Linked DNA regions of Mus musculus: region 2 is linked to region 1. A link is a contact called in ENCODE Hi-C or POLR2A ChIA-PET data. All regions are on one chromosome and are shown on one strand. Each heading gives the region's core, a stretch centred on a gene start or an enhancer-like site at or near the end of the contact. The rest is flanking DNA. Distances are from core to core; before and after follow the strand shown.

Region 1 (3,338 bases), core at 609-3,108:
GTGTGTGTGTGTGTGTATGTGGGCATGTATGTACATCTAAAGAGTCAGCTTTCTCTCCCTACTCCCTGGTATCTCTAGGAGGGTCAGCCTCAAGTTGTCACCTCAACCTGCTGAGTCCTCTTATACCATTTTTATACTGTTGGCTCTAATAATTTTAAAAATATGATTATTTTATGTGTATGGGTGTTTTCCCTGCATGTGTGTCTGTGCACTAGATGCATGTTTACTGTGAGCTGCCATGTGGGTGCTGGGAATCAAACCCAGGTCCCTTGGAAGAGCTGCCTGTGTTCTCAAACACTTGAACCGTCCCTCTAGCCCCTGTCTAATGATTTAAGGGAAAGGTTAGGCCATACTTTTCTAGATTCTCATATCCAGCCTGAGTTCCAGGACAACCAGCATTATATAGTGATAGATACCTTGTTCCAAAAAAAACAAAACAAACAAACAAACAAAACAAAACAAAAAAATCACAAGCTGACAAGTGGCTACTTACAGACACGAACATTAAATAAAGCCTAGAATTCAGAACTTTCTATTTTAGAGCCTAACCTCTCTTCCCTGACTTATTTTTATCTCTTTCCCCAGATATACCCTGTTTTTATAAAATGTTTTTTTTGTTTGTTTTTTTGGACAGGATCTCACTACGGCTGGCTTGGAACTATGTAAACCAGGCTGGTCTAAAACTTACAGAGATTGCCTGCCTCTGGCTCCCGAGCACTGGGATTAAAAGCTTATACACCACGCCAGAGGCACATAATGTTCTTGGTTCTATGCCTTTGCTCATGAGCTTCCTGGCAGTTCAATTATAACTCCTTCCACAACTCTAGTAAATTCACTTAATCAAGTGTATTCTGCATGTAAAATTCATCTTAAATACTATTTCTTCCATCTCTTTCTTGAGTTTTTCCATTCAAGACGATCTAGAAAGCCAATTGTAGTGGCATCTGTCATTAAAAGCTAGCACTGGGAAGATCACCCAACATTGAGGGCAGCCTAGGGTACAGAGTTGAATTCCAGGCAAGCCCGGAACAGAGCAAGGTCTTGTCTCAAATAAACAACAGAAAAACCATAAACTGATTGTGTACTTGTACTCCCAACACTCAGAAGACCGAGACAAGAGTATAATGCCAAGAGTTTGAGACCAGTCTGGTACATATAGTGAACTGCAAGCCCACGTGGGCTGCAGAGTAAGATTCCCGAATCAAAAAACAAAAACGAATAATTAAAAAAATTTAAAAGCTTTTTTTCCCCCCTCACTGATAAATGCCTGTATTTGCAGTTTTACTATGATAACCTATCTTCCAGGCAGACAGAAGCCATCTTAATCCTACCTTGCAAGGCAGGAATGCCTCTATTTATATAAAAGGTGATGGGTTTCTGTTTTGTAGGTGTAAGAGATCGAATTGAGGGCACAGGCGTGCTAAGCAAACACTCTACATATTGGCCACAACCCCGTCCCTAAAAAGTCGTATTTACCCGCATAACCACTTTCTGAAGTATTTTTATTATCCCTTATTTTTCAAACGAGGAAATCGAAGCTTAAGCAAGTGGGAGGAAGACGGAGACGGAACTCCGTCCATCTCAGGACGTCTGGATCCTGTTCTCTGGCAAGTTCATACAGTTCTTGAGCAGATCTTTGCTCAGTCATTCTTAAAGCTCTCCGCGTCCCGGAAACTTCTCTTTTTACAGACAATCTTTCCTTGACTGGCCCTAGGTTTAGTCTCCTGTAGCTCCCTTCCGCACTGATTACTAAGGCTTTTATCCCACCATATTTACTCCCCAAAAAACTTTCACCCTTTCCCTGAAATCCACACTCACCAAGTGCTAACCCCTGGCGTCCAACAACGCAACCGAAAAACAACTCAAATCAGCGAGCATCTACAAAATCCTACCAATCGCTCACGAGCTCAGGCGGCCTTTTAGGTTGCACACCAATAGGACGGTTGTTCACCCAGCAGTACTTCCCATCTTGCCTTGCGCCTCACCGGCAGAGGTTCCTGGGAAGTGTAGTTTCTCTTCTGCACACAGCATTGCGCAAAGACAGAATGCGTGTGGAGGGGGGAGGTAAGTATCCCTTGGCTGTTAGAACTCGTTTTGACAACTCAGTCTAAACTCACTTAACTATTTTCCTTTAATGAAACCTGTTGCATAAATGACATACATAATCACGAGAACTCCTCGGAGAGTTTAGTACACATTATCATTTGTTTCGAGTGAGCCTTTAGTTTGTTTCAAGTGAGCCTAAGAAACGTTCTACAAATCCTACGGAGTTGTAAAAGCCTGTAATCCCAATTCCTGAGAAGGGACATAAAAAGGATCAGGAGTTTGAGGGGAGGGGAGGGGAGGGGAGGGGAGGGGAGGGGAGGGGAGGGGAGGGGAGGGGAGGAGAGGAGAGGAGAGGAGAGGAGGAGACAGAGTTTTCTATGCCTTAGCTTAGATGTAATTAAAGAGGGATGGTTGTGAGCCACCATATGGGTGTGAGGAACCAAACCAGGACTCACTATGTATCCAGTTTAGCTTGGATCTTGCTGTGTAGAAGCCTCAGAGATCCTCCTGCATCTACCCTCAAATTCTGGGACTCAGGCATAAGCCCAGTGTATGGGAGGCAGGGGCAGCCAGCTGGGTCTACACAGCAAGTTCTAGGGCAGAACTACACCCTTAAACAAACAACAAACAAAACAAACACACAGAGAGGTATTATAGCTCATCACCTCTGACTCCAAACACATTTTAATGGCTCTTTGCTTGTTTGCTCAGTCATTGGATTCACCCTGCGACTGAACTAAGGCTTCAGGAATCATGGTCCTGCCGGGCGTGGTGGCACATGCCTTTAATCCCAGCACTCGGGAGGCAGAGGCAGGCCTCAGATTTCTGAGTTCGAGGCCAGCCTGGTCTACAAAGTGAGTTCCAGGATAGCCAGGGCTATACAGAGAAACCCTGTCTCAACAAAACAAAACAAAACAAAACAAAACAAAACAAAACAAAACCAAAAAAGGAATCATGGTTACTTAATGGTAAACAAGTATTCTACCACTGAACTATACTTCTCACCCAAGCCTGACTCCAAGAATTTCCCAGGGACTAACCAAAATAGAATAACAAAGAAGGAAAAACTATAAACTTTCTCTTTATCCTTTCCTATGACATGAATAGGAAAACCAATGATATTTGAAATATCATATTGAAAAAATTGTGTACACTTATCAGTGAGCCACTGAAGTTGACATAGGCATAAAAGCTTCAATTTTCAAGCTTTCCAAATTTTAAAGTAATGCTACTATGCATTGCAGAATTGATCCTTTCTTGTGTAACTTCCTTTTATATATCCTCTTTTGTTG
Region 2 (3,039 bases), core at 317-2,816, 480 kb after region 1:
GAGGTCAGTATGGAACACTGTCCCAAAAAACCAAGAGCATATAATTAAGTGAAATTCAAGATATTTGTAATTGTGCCACCATTATCATTGTGAATTTTAAACATTTCTATTACCTCCTAAACTTAGCTACTGGTCATCACTTCCTTTCAGTTTGTATTGATTGTTTTGCTTTGAAATGTGTGTGTATGGGAGGTGGGGTTAGGCAGTGTGGTCAGAGAAATCTACTTGCTAGCGATGGTTTTCTTCTTCTACCATGTGTGTTCCAGAGATCCAGCTCAGATCATTAGGCTTACAGTAAGCACTTTTGCAACCTGAGCCATATCAATGGTCCCCAGTCAGTTTTGTAATCAATCTTTTATTATTTTTTTTAAAGATAAGATTCACTATGTAGCCAGACTCCAATTTATCCTCCTGCTTCAGCCTTCAGAGTGTTGGGATTACCAGCCTGTACAAGCAACTGGACACATTTATCATTTCTGATCTGACTGATTGCAACCGCCTTCAACCGCCTTCTAACTCCTAATCTTCTGTGCTGTTTGTGTTACTTTGTCACTTCATTTCAGTAACACAGGCTGAAACTCAAGCTGGCTAATGCAGGGTGTTTATCTTGCCTAGATATCTTGACCTTTTTACACGATCTAAAAAGCTCTTGCTGAACAACTAGATAATCGGGTTATACACAGCCTTCATGGTTTAAGTAAATCTATTTTTCTTTTTCTTTTTTTTTAAGATTTATTCATTATTATATGTAACCACATTGTCACTGTCTTCAGACACACCAGAAGAGGGTATCAGTTCTCATTACAGATGGTCGTGAACCTACCATGTGGTTTCTGGGATTTGAACTCAGGACCTCTGGAAGAGCAGTCAGTGCTCTTAACCACTGAGCCAACTCTCCAGCCCCAATCTATTTCTTTTTCTTTCTGGTTGATAAGCATTCAGTTTATCTTGGACCACAGGTTGGACATGCTTTTGTAGAGTCAAGAAACAAACATAAGAAACTATAGTCCAGGCAGCTTGCCAGGCAGTGCGAGTAAAAAATGGATTACTACTATAAGACTCTTTTTATCACCATGGTGCCCGGATCCTGAGTTGTCTCAACCTAGTCATTCCACCCTGCCTTTAAATTGCTTTCCTAACTTTCAGGACAATCTCCTGGCAGCCCTAGGAAGTGCAGTCTTGACCAGTAACCTGAGGGCTTTAGTACTCCAGGAACGCAAAAGTCTGCAGAACTCTGCTTCTGCTATGCCACCAGCTTCTTGTCCCACACAGGGGTGAGCAGGCGTGCGGTGGTGTCTACCTCATCACCCTTCGCCCTAACTAGCACCGGAAATGACTGGGTGAAGATACTTATGAAGTCCAGAATCGAGGATTTAAGCGGCTCCTGGAAAGAGAGGCACAGGACAGCTTCGTACACAGGTCACGCCTGCGCAAACTGACCAGCAGGTGTCAGTGACCCTGCTTCGTTTCCAGTTGACCGAGCCGCTGGCTTCCGGCTTGGCATTACGCCCGGGCCCCGCCCCTACGCCGCCGTGACGTAGGCGCGCCAGGGTGACCTCACCGTCCAACATGGCGGCGGCGGTAGATTAGGTTCGCGGGTCGAAGCAGCCACTGTCGCTCCTGCACCCCGTGGGAAGCCCCTGCTGCCGCCGCCGCCGTCTCCTTCGTCCCTTGTGGGGCAGGGCTGGAGCCAGGTGAGGGGAGTGGGATTCTGGGGCGGCCCTGGTGGCTGGTGGAGCGGTTTCCATCCGCTGAGGAAGGGGTCTTGGAGACCACCGAGCTGACCACGGTGCTGCCCAGGGCGCGGGAGAGACCGGGCCTGAGGGAGGAGGACCGTGCTGCTCCGCCGCGGCGTCTCGGAACTTCTGAGGGGCTGTTTGGGGTGAATCCGACCTGTCCAGTGCGCCCCCACGCCGGGCGGCTTTTGAACCGGCTGTGTGGCTGCCTGAGGCTCTGGAACTCACCCTTGCTCTACATTCTGTTCTTCACCCAGATCTCGGCTTTGGGAAGCAGGGTCTGTTTTGGGGGGCAGACTAGGAAGCGTGAATTCTCGCTTGGAGGAGGGAAGCGTGTGCCATTCACTTAGACCGATTATAGATTAGCTTCGCTAGTGGTGTCCTGTCACAGTGTGAAGGCTTGTTTCTCAGTCTCAGCGCTGGCTGCGTTTTGACACCCATTCACGGTCCCACGCCACCCCCCCCCACCCCCAAGACAAAACAAAACAGACTAGGTCTTCTTACCACACGAAGGCGATGCCTTTCACAGTGATTCGGGGTTTTTTGTTTTTCTCTTTTTAAAATCCCTCCTCACATTTTCGCGGCATCCTGCATTTCTTGCCTTTACATTATAGTCCTGTGAAGGAGGTAGCCTAGGCTAAGTTGAGGATTTTACTTAGGGGTAAAAATTGAAGCGATCTGCCCAGAAATTCACATGCTTTTGACTGATAGTTCGGCTAAACAGTTCGCCATTCCCACACACAAGTGTTTATCTAAGAGGTCTGTTTTACTCTGTGTTTAAAAGTTTTGAACCATGCTGACAGGCCCCTCTGTCTGATATTTAAAAAAAAAGTTTTTGCAAAATTTCCAATATTCCCCTTGGAGGCTTGGTATAAACCAGACTGTTGATGCTCTCTGCCCTAACTTGTGTGACCTTAGATGTATTGCCACACCCTTGAAATACCTTTCTTCCATTTTGTTTTAACACATAAAGAGTTAGGCAAGTGTGTGGGTAGTGAATCACTTACATTTCACATACACAGTTGGATAAATGTGTCCTGGATGATTATAACAGCGAATTGAAAACATTTATACAGTTTTTCTACAAAGTCTCTTGGCTCTGGATGATCAGGCACTATTCTAAACTATTTTTTTTTTTTTTAGTCCTTAAAATAACATTTGTTTTGTTTTGGTTTTTGAACTGTATCCTAAATTGGCCTTGAACTCAAATCCTGCCTTTTCTGTTTTGTTGTTGTTGTTGTTGTTGTTTTTTGTTTTTTTGTGGAGACAGGGTTTCTCTGTCCTGGAACTCACTTTGTAGGCC

What was found. A loop is a pair of places that touch in the nucleus more often than their neighbours do. ChIA-PET counts read pairs that join two places held with the same protein, here RNA polymerase II (POLR2A).
Region 2: a map of T-helper 2 cell shows a loop between it and region 1 (7-fold over the local background). The contact joins the promoter of Bcl2l13 here to the promoter of Ccdc77 in region 1. A Hi-C loop is called at or near these places in 1 of 37 maps with a recorded cell type or tissue (T-helper 2 cell). POLR2A ChIA-PET finds 5 or more read pairs at or near these places in 2 of 5 experiments (Patski and embryonic stem cell).

What each region holds. Positions count from the first base shown.
Region 1 is chr6:120,355,509-120,358,846 of GRCm38, forward strand. It overlaps Ccdc77 (coiled-coil domain containing 77), which reads right to left and starts at 1,859. Exons shown (of 12, transcript NM_001381936.1): 1 at 1,819-1,859.
Region 2 is chr6:120,834,664-120,837,702 of GRCm38, forward strand. It overlaps Bcl2l13 (BCL2-like 13 (apoptosis facilitator)), which reads left to right and starts at 1,567. Exons shown (of 7, transcript NM_153516.2): 1 at 1,567-1,694. It overlaps Gm38889 (a long non-coding RNA gene), which reads right to left and starts at 1,531. Exons shown (of 3, transcript XR_869411.3): 1 at 1,441-1,531.